Linked DNA regions of Mus musculus: region 1 is linked to region 2. The links are chromatin loops, found by intact Hi-C in ENCODE. Cell type or tissue: gastrocnemius. All regions are shown on one strand. Region 1 overlaps Gm8439 (predicted gene 8439). Region 2 holds the start of Cited4 (Cbp/p300-interacting transactivator, with Glu/Asp-rich carboxy-terminal domain, 4).

Region 1 (8,000 bases), 57 kb before region 2:
GGATTCCCAGTGTGGAGCCAGCGTGCAGTCGTCACACGGAGACTCCCTGAGCAATGGGTGCAGTGGCAAGCAGGGAGGGTTTCCAGAGAAATGTGAGCTGGCATGCATTAGACTCCATTTCCAGGGAAGTTTTATGTTTGTGGAAAAATTTGATGTGAAATACAGAGTTGCCTTTCACACCAAACCATCCACTTTCTCTTACAAATGTACTCTCATATTTGTTTGTCTGTCTATCATCTATCTATTATTTGTCTACCTATCTATCTACCTTTCTATCACCTATCATTATCTTTGACTTTTACACACACATAGGCACACAGACACACCAGATACACCAGACACACACACACACACACACACACACACACACACACACACATCCTATTTCAGTGCCTTGCACTGGTGTGGCACATTACTCCCAGCAGGATCTAATTGACTGCAGCCCATAGTTTGTGCCGTACATGGGTTCTGCGCCTGTAGGACATGGGTCTCCCAAGCCACACTTCGAGACAGGAAGTTTCACTGCGCTCCAGACTTCCTGTGTTCTATCATTTCTCCTTGAGCTCCATGGCAACTGCTGACCCTTTAACTGGCACCATCATTTTTTGCTTTTTCTGGAATAACCAATAGTTGGGATCAAAGAGGGATTGTGATGGTCTGAAGAAAAAGCAACACCTAGCCCGTAGACTCAGGCATTAGAGAGCTTCATCCGAGGCTGGTGCACTACTTGCAGAAGTTTAGGAGGTGCAGCCTTGCTGGAGGAAGTATATCACCGAGGATGAGGGTTTACAGCTGTGTCTCACGTCCAGTTTGTGTGCTTGCTCTCTGTTTCATGTCTGAAGCAAAAGATGTGATCTTCCAGCTTCCCCCTCTAGCCTCCATGTCAGTGCCTCTCTTGCTGCTACACTTCCCTACCATGGTGGACTCTTAGCCATCACACACTGTAAGCTAAAATAAACTCTCTTCTCTAAGTTGCTCTGGTCGTGGTGTTTGGCCCCAGCAACAGGACAGTGACTGATGCGGGTCCCTTTTCAGATTGCCTTTGGTCACTTGTTATGAATTTTTTTTTTATAACTATCAGTCATGCTATCTGTTCCGTAGATAACAAGAGGAAGAAGGCAGAGATAATGGCTGGGAAGCTGGTGAGGAGGCAGCCTCCAGGAGCTCAGTATGCAGGGACAGACTAGTGGGAGAAAATGCAAACACAGACATCCCATTTCTGGGAACCTCTGAGAGCTGCCAGTGTCAGATTACAGGGAAATCATGATAGAATTGGGGGTCAGTGTGACATGAGGGTGAGCCAGGCCTGGAGAGAGCAGCATATTAAAGTTCCCCTAAGTAAGGTCTCCCTAAGGTTTGCTTTGTTTGGAGTATGCTTTCGTTTGTTTTTTCAGAACAGAGACTCCCTATGTGACCCTGGCTGGCCTGGAACTCACTATGTAGATCAGGTTGGCTTTGAACTCACAGAGCTCTGCTTTCCTTTGCCTTCCAAGTGCTGAGATGAAAGGTGTGCACCTGGTGGTGGTGGTGGTGGTGGTTAGTGGTGTTCTTGTGTGTGTGTTGTTTGTGTGAGACAGAGTCTTTTTTTTTTCTTTCTTTCTGTTTTTTTGAGACAGGGTTTCTCTGTGTAGCCCTGGCTGTCCGGAACTCACTCTGTAGACCAGGCTGGCCTCAAACTCAGAAATCCACCTGCTTCTGCCTCCCAAGTGCTGGGATTAAAGATGTGTTGCCACCACTGCCCGGCGAGGCAGTCTTATATAACCCAAGCTATCTAGGAACTCAATGGCCAAAGATAACTTTCATCTCCTGATTCTCCAGCCTCTACCTCTCAAGTGTTGAGATTATAGATGTTCACCGCTACATCTGGCTGTGGTTTTTAATTCACTTAAATCTTCTCATTGAATTGAAGATACCAGTCCAGAGAGGTTGCCGTTGTGCCCAGGACCACACAGCCAAGCTTCTTGTTGGATGGCAGGCCTTCAAGCCCTTCCCCCAGGAGCCTCATCAGCCTCTAGCTCCCTTCCTCTAATGCCTTGTTAAGTATTTTCTCCTCTTGGTGGTCATTTTTGTTGTACAATCAATAAACCACTCACAGAAATAAAAGATTTCCAGATCTATACACTGCTGACTCCCTGCCTGGAAACCCTGCCTTGTCCTCCTTCAAACCCTCCTGACTTCTCAGCTCATCACACTGGGAAAATCAAAGCTATGGCCCTTGTTAACGTACCTCGACCCCTGAATTAGCTCAGTTTATTTTGGTCTCTCTAGCTACCTCAAGCCAAAAATAGATGGTGGGGAGTGGAATGCTAGCTATGGATTCCTTAGAGCACAACAGGTAGACAGAAGGTGGGGAATCGGATTGACAGTCAGTATGGCCAGTCAGAACATGGCTCTAAAAGCTGCCACTCTGTTCAGCTCCTAGAAGCACTGGCCAGTCCCAGCTTGGGTCAAGAGGACCCCTCACCCCTGCCCACATGAGGCCCTATAAAGAGCTTGGTGCCACCTGGTAGGAGCAGGGTAGGAGGGGCTCCATCATGGTAACCCTCCTTAGAGGCGGAACCTCCCCAAAGGTGGTAAGGCTAGACCCTTCAGGCAGAGTTCATCACCCCATCCCCTGGGATCCCACAACCCCAGCACAGCACTCCAGAGGTGGTCCACAGTTACTCCTTGAAGTACAAAGTCTCTCCTCCATGCTGGGCTCTTGTGTTGTATAGCTCCAAACTGATATACTCTCTCTTGGAGTAAGAGGGAGCATCATAATCGAGCTAACCTGGGCTTAGTGGGTTAGATCACATAAAGCTAATGACCTGGAGCCCACAGTGGAACTGATGTCCACTCCCAAAATTATTGTCTGATTTCCAAACTAAGCTACTCACATGCCTGTAGTAAACACTCACATCCACACTCACATGCATGTGCGCACATGCGTGCACACACACGCACACACACACACACACACACATGAACATGCATGTACAAACACACACACCAAAATAATTTTTATTTTTGAGACAGAGTTTCTCTGTGTAATAACTCTGGCTGTCCAAGAACTCGCTCTTTAAACCAGGCTGGCCTCGAACTCACAAAGATCTGCCTGCCACTGCCTCCCAAGTGCTGGGATTAATGGCATGCACCATCACTGCCTAGCTATAATAATTTTGTAAAAAATTCATGAAACTTATCAGGCAAAGGAAACTCAAGGTGTTGCCAGCTCTATGCACTAGGCACTGAGGCTTTATGCGCGTGCACTAGGCATTGCAGCTCTATGTGCATGGTGGCTACCTAAGTACTAGGCGGCTGCTGAGTGGCAGGAAGAGGCTGTCTTTGGTGGAGCTGTGTGTCAGGCAGGGAGCTCTAGAGATACAGCCTGTGTGAGCTGCACCGTGCTGGGGTGGGCTCCAGTTGGCCATGCTTCTATAAGTAAGTCCTCACTCCAGCTCCCATACAAACCCCAATGAACTCATCGCTTCAGTAATCGGACTTGAGTGAAAGGGCTTCTTTGTATCAGTGTTCTTTCCAGGTGAGCAGACCTTTGTTCACTTCTCTCCCAGGAAGTCACACAACAATCACTGTGGTACCCCATTGCTGTCCTCTCTCTCCTAGATCAACAAAGCCCTATTCTTATGCATGGCTAGAGAAATGGAGTGTCCTGATCTACCTTGCAGCAGGGGTGACTACATAACCAAGTTGTGACTGGGGTATTGGTATACAGGTGGCACCATACACACAACCTTCCCTTAGACTTTTCCCAGGAAGGGGCATGCCCTGCCCATCAAGAATGTGGGTGTCGCACACCAGAGGTATCCAGTAGAGAGCAGAGGGCCTTGGTACCCTAAAAACATCACATCAGCTTGGAGCTGCTTTCAGGGAGCAATAAAACCTTCTTTTCCTGCAGCCCAATATAACCCACACTAATAATTATCCCTAACTTGATGGCTGACACTTAGTAAGTTCTCAATAAATTATGGTTGAATTATTGAATCAATTACAAAAGGAGAAACCTTCAATTCCAACATTTAACACACCAAATGTCTACATATTCCCTCTCAGCTCTTTGTGACATGCAGAAGATATTTTTAATGGAGGTGTAATTAGAACAAAATTAGAATTTTATATCCAGCATCTTTTCTGTAATAGTAATTATATAATAAACATTTTCCATGTTCAGTCATATTGTCGTTTTTCTAAGTGGGTGTGTAATTTTCCAGCAAAGACATGAACCATAATTTATATAACCACTGCCTTATGGCTTGATATGTACATTTCACCAGGTTTCATAATTTCAGGGAATTCTATCAGCAACTGATTGCAGGTGCTAGCCCCCTCTTTCCGACAGTTCACTTGGGAATGACATTGTTGCATTTGTCTAATAGCTTAGAAAACTCTCTATTTTTATGAGTCATGCTGAACTTTTACCATTTCCAGCTAACTTCTGACAATATGTGTGATAATAACAGTACAGCAGAAGCAGCAGCTACACTCTAACTGTGTAACACGCTGTGCTCCACACTCCTCATCTATCTGCACTTGAGCACACATACACGTGCCCCCCCCCACACGCACGCACGCGCGCGCGCGCGCGCACACACACACACACACACACACACACACACACACACACCAGGCATAGTGAGTGGGGGTTAAAACAACAATCTTAGCATCAAACTGGACTTAAATCTTAGTAAAATTTTTTCTCACCTAGGAGACCATGAATACATTTCTTCACCTGCTGAGCTCTCATTTTCTTGTCTGTAAAATGGGTCCTAACTGTTTTTCATCTCAGGGTTGCTGTTAGGATTAGATAAGGTAACAATAATAGCTCCATCAGGCGTAGTGTTAATTGTCTCACTTCTCGCTGGAGCATTGTGCAGACACAGCAACCCGAGGCCACCTGCCTGCAGGAACAGGGAGGAGCTGAGCCAGTCTCCTGTGGTCAGGCTGACCTCAAGGTCATTGTGTGCCTGAAGGGACTCTTCATTTTTGTTCTGTTTTGTTTTTGTTCAGAGAATACCCCTCACTCTCAGCAGTTTCCTGCCTCCAATCTCACTGCCGGAGGGTGGTGGTGGGGGGTGGGGGGGATGGTATGGGAGAGGAGGCCACAGATGTGTCCCGTCCTGCCCAGATGAGACAGTTTTCTGAGTACCAGGCTAAAACCCAGCTATCCCAGTGAAGCCTGCTCTACCACGGCTGTTTTATACTACAGCACACCAAGTGCTTCTGTCCTCCTCACAGTTACTGTCATGGCCTGGAAGGTCCTAGAAGCTCAAGTGGGTACAGGCGTCTGTGAGCACTTGCCTAGACCAGACCTGTGCATGATACTATTAATATCTCATGAATCCTGAAACACGGCTAGGGTATGATAGTGCACACTTTTAATCCCAGCCCTAGAGAGGCGGTGGATCTCTATGAACTCAAGGTCAGCTTGATCTACATAGTGGATTCTAGGCCAACCACAGTTACATTAGTGAGACCTTGTCTCAAAATAAAAAAGTAAATAAAACATTGCTAGGACACAAACACTGTCACATGACACATACACATCACACACACATAAACAGTCACCTACACACACACCCAAAAGGGTACTACATAACATACACAATACACACATTATATTGATATGTGTACATATCATACATCACATACATATCACATCATATACCCATACTGTATATCACACACATGTCACCAGACATAAACATACTATGTATGGATACATATGACATATCATTCACATATTACATATACACAACATACCACATATCACATATACACAACATACCACATAACACTTCATACACACATACCATCTATATGCCCTATACATAAAGACCATATGTATCCACACACTCATAACTACCATATACACAATATACCATACATATACACTATACACACATACTATACACACACACATTATATATCTACCATATGGTGCACACGCGCATACACACACACACACACACACACACACACACACACACACACACACATTTACAAGAGGAAGCCAGGCCTATGCAAGCAGTCGCTAGGTTGTAGGGAAGTCATTCAACCTCCCATCAGTGGGAAATGCAAGCCCAGAACCTTGCTGTCCTTACCCACAGTTCTTGGGCAGTGGTACCTAGGAGACGGAAAGCTATGCAGGGATGCTCCTTATGTCTTCACCTCTATCTTAGAGTACTCACGAAGAGCCCTGGCCCTGAGTTCATGAGGGCCTTCTGGCCTCTCAGGCCCAAGCCACAAAGGCAGGGCCAGGATCCAAGTGAAAGTTGTTGAGCATTGTTCTCTGGCGGCCCTGAAATAGCCAGGCTTTGCTCGCAGCCCCTGCACTGCGCTGACAAGCAGATCCCAGAATAGCTCTTCCTGCCGCAAGCTGACCTACTTAGCAGGTCTCCTGTCATGTGAGCTCGGCTAGGCAATAGGTTCACTTTGCCTCTCTCTACCTAGAGCAGGCCCATCCCAGCATCCCCCCCCCATGGTTTCTGGTTCTCCTACAGTTCCAGGAATAGATAATAATATACTGTAGGTTCAAAGCATGTACACAAACATCACTGTGCATCCTTGTCAGGGCAGGCCCAAGAGAGGGGACTTATCACTCCATTACACAGTTGATGCCATGATAACACAGAGAGGGCAAGCAATGTGAGCAGAGATGCACAGCAGACCCAGCACTGTACTCTCTCTAAGGGGTTGGGGTTCCTAAGTCCCTCTACCCACCTGCCGCCTGTGATCAAGCAGCCCAACACCTGGTGGCAGAGCTAGTAGAGATCAAGGCCTTGGGTGCCCACTAGCCTGGGAGCTAGGGCTTGCCAGGCGTGGAGAACCATCTGGATGACCTCTAGCACACTGCTTCACCCGTCTTAGACTCACAATGGCATCCTCAGGGTGTCAGCAGAAAGATGAGAGACGGTTTCAGTTTGCTGGATGATAGAGCAGCTGCTGTTGGCTGTTATTGCCGTTGACATACCGAACTAAACCCAAAAGAAAAAGTTTAAAACTGACTGGTGCAAGAGAGCCCAGAGCAAAGGCCTTTGTGACACTTCTCACTCTGAGACGTCATTCCCACCCACGACATTCATCAGGGAAACAGCGGTAGTTACAGTGCACAACTCTGATGAGCACTGGGCCTTGGTTCTTTCTGCTTGATGACTCCTGGCTCTCCTTCTGGAGCCCCGTGGCAGGAACCCATCGTGAAAGGGGAAGGCAGTGTCTACTCTTGCATGGCCTTGTCCCAAGCTGGCTGCCATGGCTGTGCTCTTTTACTCTGGTACGACACAGGCAGGAAGGAACAGAAGGCGAAATGTCTGCTTTGATAATGTGTAAAAGCGGAGTGTCCCATAGAAGAGAAGGTGGAGAAGATTGGGGTCAGGCCGGGGCATCTGAGGACCAGAGTCTCATGCCTAAAGAAGGAGGTGACTCCAGGTCATTAAGATTGGGCGGGCAAGCTGGGGGCATAGCTCATTTGGTAATTACTTTAACACGCATGAAACCCTGGATTTAGTCCCCAGCATTGAATAACCTGGGCATGATGGGGCATACCCCCCTTCTCTCTCTCTCTCTCTCTCTCTGTGTGTGTGTGTGTGTGTGTGTGTGTGTGTGAACAATTAAAGAAAAAAGAGGACATTAATTTTAGAACAAGAGGGAAGGGTTGAAGGGGGGAAATGATATAATTTCTTATTTAAAAAAAATGTTAACAGAGCTAGGCTCCAGGGTCATACAATTTCTACTCCAATTCCATCCCCACGACTCTTTAGACATGAAGTCACTCAGAATACCCATCTGTAAAAGTGGCCATAAGCCAGACCTTATGGAAGGGCACTGAAGATGAATCAGGTTGCCTCTGCCTGGCTCCACAGCTGGTACTAAGCAAGTCGCTGAGAAATCTGAACCTGAACCCTCTAAGTGGCGAAGTCCACCACCAGAGATAGCATCTTAGCGTTTGGAAGGAGGGAGACAAGGTCAGTAAATAAGGAAGGCTGCAGTGTGATCCTGGATAGGCC
Region 2 (8,000 bases):
GGGTCCTTTCGATAAAATCTTGCTAGTGTATGCAATGGTGTCAGCGTTTGGAAGCTGATTATGGGGTGGATCCCTGGACACCTCAGCTTTTTATGTGGATGTTGGGAATCCAAACTCAAGCCCCCAAGTTTGTATAGCAAGCCCTTGATGGAAGTAGGCTCCTCCACCGTCTCCCAGTGAATTGTTAGTTGTCAGTTAATGCACCAAACGCGCTAAAGAACTTCAAAAATCTTATTTTAAATTTTGATTTGTGTATGTTTGTGTGAGATGTGTATGTGGGTACCCACAAAAGTAAAAAGAAGCTATTGGATCATCTGAAGCTGGCATTAAAGGTGGTTGTGAGCTGCCCAGTATGAACAGTGGGAACCAAACTCAGGCCATCTGGAGGAACAGCAAGCTCTCTTAAGTGGTGAGCCATTTCTCCAGCCCCAGATTAGATAACTTTTTAAAGCATTATTCACACACACACACACACACACACACACACACACACTTTTTTCTAAAAGCAAAACTGTCTTGTGATGTAACCACTGCCAAACGATGGTGTCCTTAGACCAGCTATGTCAGGGTGATTTTTTTTAAAAACATAGTCTTATGATTCCAAACCACCCACAGTCTAAGCACTAGGAAGGCTGAACGACAATAATATCAGCTTCAAGACCAGCCTGGGTTACACAGCAAGGCTCTGCCTAAAACAAACAAACAAACAAACAAACAAACATCTCAGTGTTAACCTTCTGAGTCAGAAGGTTAGGGTTCCCCCTAACAGTCAGGTTTAAGAATTTCTGTGTGGAGCCCTATCTGGAGAAAAAGAGATAGCCCAAGGCTTTCATTATACTAGACTAGGACCACCAACTTCCTTTCACAGCAGAAAGCAGAGGCCCTATGGAATCAAGTGATGCCCCCCCAGCCCCCACCCAACGCCCCTGCAGGTGGCAGAGCTATGATTAGAACTTGGGCCTCTGAACTCGGCTGCTAAACTTCTCCCCTCTACACCAGCTAGATAAACCAAAGTTCCAGGAAGGCCAGAGGCTGCTGCAGGGGGGAGGGGAGCCTGAGGAGGGGAAAGCCAACATGTGTAAGTCAGGCTCCAGGAAACCGTCCCCGGCATGCCTGTGGCTCAAAGAGCTTGTTGCATATAGGAATGACTATTTGCATACAGCCTCTGCACAGCCTCATTTTCCTTTGGTGCCTTAGTCTTCTTATCTGCAAAATAGGGCTAAAAATTCATACCCTACCCCAGAAAGGCACTTGTAGAATGTAGAGCACTCTAAAGCTCCAAGTTAGGATTATTGTGATTCAAAGAAGCTTTGGAAATCCCCCATTGGGTGATCATTAGAGCCAGCCTTATAGCCAACCTTTCACTAGATTAAAGAACATTTAATACATATGTATGTGCCAGGCACTATGGAGGGCTCTATACACACACACACACACACACACACACACACACACACACACACAGAGCCTCAGCTAACTTTCACCATAGGCGCTTGTGGTCTCTGCTACTCTGGCCAGCATCCTACGGAGGAGAAAGCCGCAGTTTGGTGAATGAGCTGCAATTCACGCCATCATTTGCTCATTCATTCCACTTTTACAGAAAGCCAGCTCTGAACCAGGCTGCGGGCCAAATGCTGAGGGTAAGAAGATGAACAAGTCCTTCAGGAGACATGCCCATAAATTACTTTAATAACAACTCAGGACAAGCTTCAACAGACAGCACAGTGTGAACCAGAGAGAAGGAGCAATTGGCTCCCTGGGGATTGTAGGAACAGAGAGCTGACCTCTTCAAAGGACATTGCACTTCGCTGAAGTGCAATACAAAGTTCCGGGTTTGAATCTTAAAGGCTTTATTTACTGTGTGTTTCCAGGAAATCTCTCCTGCCTCTGAGGCTCAGTCCGAAAAAATAGTAAATTGAGTGACGCCAAGATCCTGAAACTACAGGAACTGGCCCTCTCACCTCATCTGGCAAATTCAAGCTACTCCCATACCCCCTCTTAACCAGTACCTCGAAGGCCTGACCAAGCCCCAGAAAAATGTCAACCACCCAGCCCTACCAAAGTGCCTGCATCCTGGGACGCCCTTGCAGGCCCAAAGGGCGGAGCTCTGGTAGGGGGCGGGACCAATACCTTCTTGGACAGGTTCACGACCCGCCCAGAAGGGATTCATCCAGCCAATGACAGAGAGTGGGCGTGGCGTTCCCGCCTCTTGGTATAAAAAATCTCCGGACTTCAAGGCACTGCGCGAAAGCCTGGGAACCCTTGGGCTGTCTGTTTCTTTTGCGGCCTGCAACTACTGCTGTGGGCAGCGCAGAAGAGAGGAGATCCGGGAGACCCGGGTGAGACAGTGAACGAATCCGATTTATTCTTCCTCTGCCTGGTTGAGTTGCAGGGACTGCACAGTGCCCGGGTCTCCCGCCCAAGAGGAGCCGCTGGCCGAGACCCGGGGCGTGCCCTGACTGTCCGCCAGCTGCTATGGCCGACCACCTGATGCTCGCCGAGGGCTACTGCCTGCTACAGGTGCCGCCGCACACCCACGGCCCGCACGCTCCCCGGACTCTGCAGCCATACGCAGGCCCGGGCATGGACAGCGGTCTGCGGCCGCGGGGGGCTCCGCTGGGACCGCCGCCGCCACCCGGGACCCTGGCATACGGCTCCTTCGGGTCGCCGGTCTCTTTCCAGCCCTTCCCCGTCTCGCAGTCGCCGGGCGCCGGTAGCACGCACCTGCAGTCTGCAGCCACACCGTCCCCGGGCCGCATCCCGGCGCCCCCGGCAGCCGCTGGAGGGCCCTCACCTCTGCAGCCGGCGCCCGGAGCCGCAGCCTCGTTGCCGCCGCCGCCGCCGCCACCCGCCCTGGGCTGCATGGACACCGAGCTCATCGACGAAGAGGCGCTGACGTCGCTGGAACTCGAGCTCGGGTTGCACCGCGTACGCGAGCTGCCGGAGCTCTTCCTCGGCCAGAGCGAGTTCGATTGCTTCTCAGACCTGGGGTCAGCGCCGGCCGCCGGCTCGGTGAGCTGTTGAGAGCCACCACCCAGAGACACGGGACCTTGCGCCCGGTGGCCCGGCTCCCACACACCCTCCGTGAGGGTGGAGGCGCCTGGTTTTCGTGCCGAGACGGCTCCAGCCGAGAACACCTGCCTTGCCTCCAGGCTCTGCCTCCTGCCAGATGACAGTTGGGTCTCGCTTCTCATACCCAAGCCTCAGCGGTCTAATGGAGGGAACTGAACCAGCCTTCGGATTCCACGTTCTTGGATTCTGTGCCCTCTTTCCGCCGCCTTGCCCCAATCTGAGCCATTACAGGCCTCTGCCTGACCTTCCTTCTCGAGCAGCCTACTAACCGGATTGGGTCTAGGGAGCCATCTCTCCGTACCCCCTACCTTCCCTGGGCCCCTGGCCCGGGGGAGGGAAGGATTTTACACCTAACCCCTGCAGAGTGGAGCCATGCTCCCGCTGGCCTCTAAAACCAAAATAAAACTGGGTTGCTTTACAATTTTGAGTTTCCATTTCCTTTTCATCCCCACCCTCAAGTACCTGTAACTTGCAAAAAGTCTGAGGCTGTTAGAGTCCCAAAGTGAAACTGAGGCTCGCAACCTCAACAGCCCAAAGGACAAGAGACCTGATAGTTTCTTTTGAAAATGTCTTGAGAGTTGTGCAATTGTCATGACATAACCTGAGGGGTCCAGGCTGCTGCCTGGCCAGTTAACAGCTTAATCCGTTTGATTTCCTAGCCACTAGGACTCCAGGAACTGGGGGGGGGGGGTCCCCTGAAGATCCAGGCAGCCCTAGCTTTGAACAGAGACTATCTCACTTGCCCACGACACTGCCCTTTTGGTTTCTTTGGAAGGATATGGTTGTGATACTTTTATAGCGGTGTGTGTGTGTGTGTGTGTGTGTGTGTGTGTGTTGATAGAGACTGAACCATACATACTTCACACATACTTCATACTTCATCCATGTAATGACTATAGCACACTGTCAGACTCTTAGTCACCTCCGGAAACTATAGAGATGTTTGTTCTGAGCGTTGGTGCATAAGGAATCATAGGGACAGACCTGGAAACAGACTGTTCTTGGAACATGGAAGGGACTTGTCCAGAAAACAGGTGGAATAGGTTCAGCTAGTTGGGGTGGAGGTCATTTCAGCTTCAGGGAGGTACATTTGATGGGATCAACAATATGGAATGACAACTGTCTTGAGGAACAGGACAGGCCTTGACTAAAGGGAGGGCCGTATACCAGTTCGTGGACTCTGGGAAAGGACAAGGAGCATCTGGAACAGACTGGGAAGATCTAATGGTTTCATGGCAACTTTATGTGACCAGCTCAGTCCTCATTCCACAGACAAGGGGTGTGGCGCCAGCCCAAGCCTGGCAAGATTTGACCTTCAAGTCCAGATCTCTAGTGCACCCTCTGCTGTCAACTCTGGAAAGATCCCCTACTGTGTGGGAGAAAGGCTGGAAGACAGGCTGAAGGCCAGGAGAAAGAGACCTAGTCAGACAGGCTTCCATAATGCCAGGGACAGGCAGCGGTGCATTCTCTAGGAGACAGTAAATTCCAGAGACTAGAGAGCAAGGTCATTGCACTGAGCCCTTTGTCTCCACATCATTGGCCTTTGCTCTAGTGACCAGTGCTCCTGCATGTGACCCCAGCAGCTGTGAGTTATCCCAGGGTATACTGTGAGGGCACCAGCTCTAACACCTGCAACATGGGCGAGAGTGGGTGATAGGAAGTGTTCTGTAGATGAATGAAGCTCTACTCTTAGATCCCAGGGCCTTCTGGGACAGATGGAAAGAGTCCTCTGGACAGACCTTTGAGCTAAGAGTGCTCTGTGTTTGCTCCAGCATTGCCCAGGCTCGCCGGACCAGAATTCAATTGGAAAGGTTTGGCCCTGGGCTAGACACTACCTTGACTGCCTTTTCTGCGGGCCTTGGTTTCTCCACCAATAAAAAGAGGCTAAAGTTTTTGCTCTGTTACTTTACAAGGCAATTACCCTCTCTGTAAGTGAGGAAGCAGCTCAGGATGAATTAATAAGTGGGTAGTTTAACTACCAAGTAGGAGGGAATGCAAGACCACCGCACCAAGCCATGCGTGGTGACCCACACCTGTAATCTGACATTGAGGAAGCTGAGTTCGAAGTCAGCCTGCACTGCAGAGTGAGTTCTAGACTAACCTATAAGATTAGTAACCTGGACCCCTTAGTAAGATTCCTGTCTCAAAAGAGAAAAAAGTGGGGGAGAGGGTGCTAAATACAGATTTAAGGTAGAGATCCTGCTGGCATGTACAAGGTCCTGGCTTTAATTCCCAGCACCAAAACCAAAACAATCAAAATGCCTGTCACCCTCCCAAGAGGGACCACTGACAAGCTGGTCAGCAGACAGATGGGCAGAGAAGATAAGACTAGAACAGCTCACCAGGCCCTGGCCCGATAGCTGCAGGTGAAAAAGAAATGAACTCAGAGTCTCTTTACCACATAACCAGTTCTAGAACATTCTCAGGAGCTGCCTGACCTCAGACAAAGTCCCCTGACCGATGGTTCTTAGCACGTGACTTCCTGTGGTGTCTTTCACCTCGTCCTGAGAGCCGGCCTCTTAAAGCAGCCTGCTGCCCTTCTGTCCTGAGGACCTCAGTCTCCTGCCTGGGCAGTGTCTGCTGAGATCTTTAAATTCAGTCTCCCTAGAGACTGGGAACTCAGTTGGGGCACAGACAAAGCATGCCTTATCATCATCATCATCCCTAGGACAACATTCTTTATTTTTATTTATCTTTTATCACTCAAACCTTGTGTCTTTCTACTAATAGAACTTCTCTGCTATGGAGGTTAAGGCAAGCTTCAAAGTCCCAGCACTTGATGGGGGGGGGGGGTAGAAGCAAGGAGATCAGGAGTTCAAGGACAACCTTGGCTACATACTGAGGTTAAGGCCAGTGTAGAATATATGAGAGAGCCTATCTCAAAAACAAAACAAAACAAAACAAAACAAAACAAAACAAAACAAAACAAGAAAAGGACCAGAAAGACCGCTCAATGGCTAAGAGTGCTTGCTTCTCTTTCTGAAGACCAGAGTTCCCAGCACCCACATCAGGAGGCTCACAATTACCTAACTCCAGCTCCAGAGGCTCCAGCACCCTCTTCTGGCCTCACATGGTGCAGATACATGCAAACACACACGTGAAAAGTTGAAGTCAATGCAGTGTTTAAGGAGGCTGCTCTAGCTACCCAGCAGGGTCAGTATGACAGTGAGACAGCTGTAAGCTGGGTTCCCCAGGAAGCAGGCTCCAAGAAGATATTCTATTCACAGGAGATTGTTGTCTTCAGAGTCTACATTCACAGAGGATAGGAGGAAGCCCAAAGGAACCTAAGTCACGTAGCCAACCCAGCAAGAGTCAGCCAGCCCTGTGCAGAACTCTGAAGCTAGAGTTGATCCAGGTTAGACCAGTACACTCCTCCCTGCTTCTGTCCCATCAGTCATGGAATTGCAGGCTGCTCTAGAGTTGGCATGGCCCTGGCTGGGTAGGGCATCCCTCTACAGATGAGCCACATGCCCAAAGGGACTTCGGGGAAAGGCTGCTACTTCCCTGTTAGGGCAACAGTTCCACAAAGGGGAACTGAGTGCCCTCCACAAACACCAGGGTCCTACAAGTGTCTCCTCACAGTTACAGTGCACATGTGTCATCGGCGACCCCTTGGTCCCCGAGTGTCATCTTCCTTATTGGAGAACAGAAGAACAACTGAATGTCTACGGTACGCTGTTGATTCTCGCTAACAGCGCTGCCATCCCATCCTGGTTGTCCCTGTTCCAGTTCAGCTAAGAGCTCAGCAAGCATTGCTGAATAAATTAGTGAGCAGCCTGATAATCAGCCTTTTCCCAGGCAGCTTCCGCGGTTTAGCTGACTCCTGGGTGATCCTCATGAGTTCCTTAATCCACCCTCGTCTAACTCTTCACTCAGCCGTGTTGATGCTGCAAGCGCTGGGTCAGGATTAGTGCCAACTAAAAGACACTGTCAGCACCTAACGAGTGCTGGCTCCAGCGTTCCTACTGTGTGCAGCATTGATGGAGACTCACGAGGAGGGCCAGCAGCAGACACTCATTCTCTTCCAGCTCCTGCTTCAGTATCCACCCACCCCGTCAGGAGTTCTTCCCGGTAGTTTGACTCTATTTCAGAGGTCAAGAAACTGGGGCACAGTGAATTAGTCCAAGGCACACCCTAGCTCTGCAGGGCCTGCCCATACCCACGATGAGTCTGGGGAAGGAACTGAATATAAGTGAAAGAACAGAGTCCCAGCCCGAGCTTGCCGCTCTGTGCCTGTGAGATGCAGAGGTGACTGAAGCTCCCAAGGACTTGGTTTTCTTTCTCCATATAAGAGAAGAGTTACACCGACAATAAAGGTGCATGTTAGGAGGACTCAGATGAGCTGGGTCCTGAGAAGACGTTGTAGTTGGTGCAGTGAGGGGCCGGAGAGATGGCAAAGGAGGTAAGGCACTGGCTGCTCTTCCAGAGGACTTGAGTTCAATTCCCAGCAACCACATGGAGGCACACAATGGTCTGTTACTCCATCTCTGATGCCTTCTTCTCACCTCCAGGGATGCTACATACATATGGTATACAGTCATTCACGCAAGCCAAACACCCATGCACATAAGAATAAATAAAGAAATAATTTTTTTAAATTGGTACAGTGCTAGGGTAAGGTTGAGGATGGACAGTCACAGCTGCTGCCCTCTGCTGATTTGGGGTGGGGGTGGGGGTGCTGTACACTTCGGGATTTAAGGTCAGCTGAAGCACAGGACAAGAGTCACACATGGAGGACTCCCAGCAGCCCCTGCTGAGCAGCATGGAGTCTGGAAAGTTAAGAGTTTTTAGTAAGGATGTGATAGCACATGCCTGTAATCCCAGTACGTGACTGCTGGAAGCAGGAGGAGCAGGAGTTCAAGGCCAGCCTAGACTGCTCACTGAGTTCAATGCCAGCCTGGGCTACATGAGACCCTGTCTCAAACAAA

The links. A loop is a pair of places that touch in the nucleus more often than their neighbours do. Peaks named below come from ENCODE experiments on the same cell type or tissue, not always from the same donor. Only the 100,000 strongest peaks of a DNase experiment are listed, where the experiment ranks them.
Region 1: a loop joins it to region 2, with 9 times the contacts of the local background. A loop is called at or near these places in 12 of 42 quality-filtered maps.

The regions. Positions count from the first base shown.
Region 1 is chr4:120,607,576-120,615,575 of GRCm38, forward strand. Gm8439 (predicted gene 8439) reads left to right here. Exons shown (of 3, transcript NM_001101603.1): 3 at 1,910-2,098. The coding sequence ends at 2,029. Among named protein-coding and RNA genes, the nearest start is that of Gm8439, 23 kb to the left of the region's middle. In gastrocnemius, no CTCF peak of the experiment used is centred here; DNase peaks (open chromatin) are centred at 4,924, 6,373 and 6,738; H3K4me3 peaks cover 2,640 bases; H3K27ac peaks cover 5,317 bases.
Region 2 is chr4:120,664,328-120,672,327 of GRCm38, forward strand. Cited4 (Cbp/p300-interacting transactivator, with Glu/Asp-rich carboxy-terminal domain, 4) reads left to right here and starts at 2,236. Exons shown (of 1, transcript NM_019563.2): 1 at 2,236-3,493. The coding sequence starts at 2,476. The coding sequence ends at 3,024. In gastrocnemius, a CTCF peak has its summit at 4,435 (motif pointing left); DNase peaks (open chromatin) are centred at 1,644, 2,183, 2,456, 2,937 and 1 more place; H3K4me3 peaks cover 1,990 bases; H3K27ac peaks cover 2,170 bases.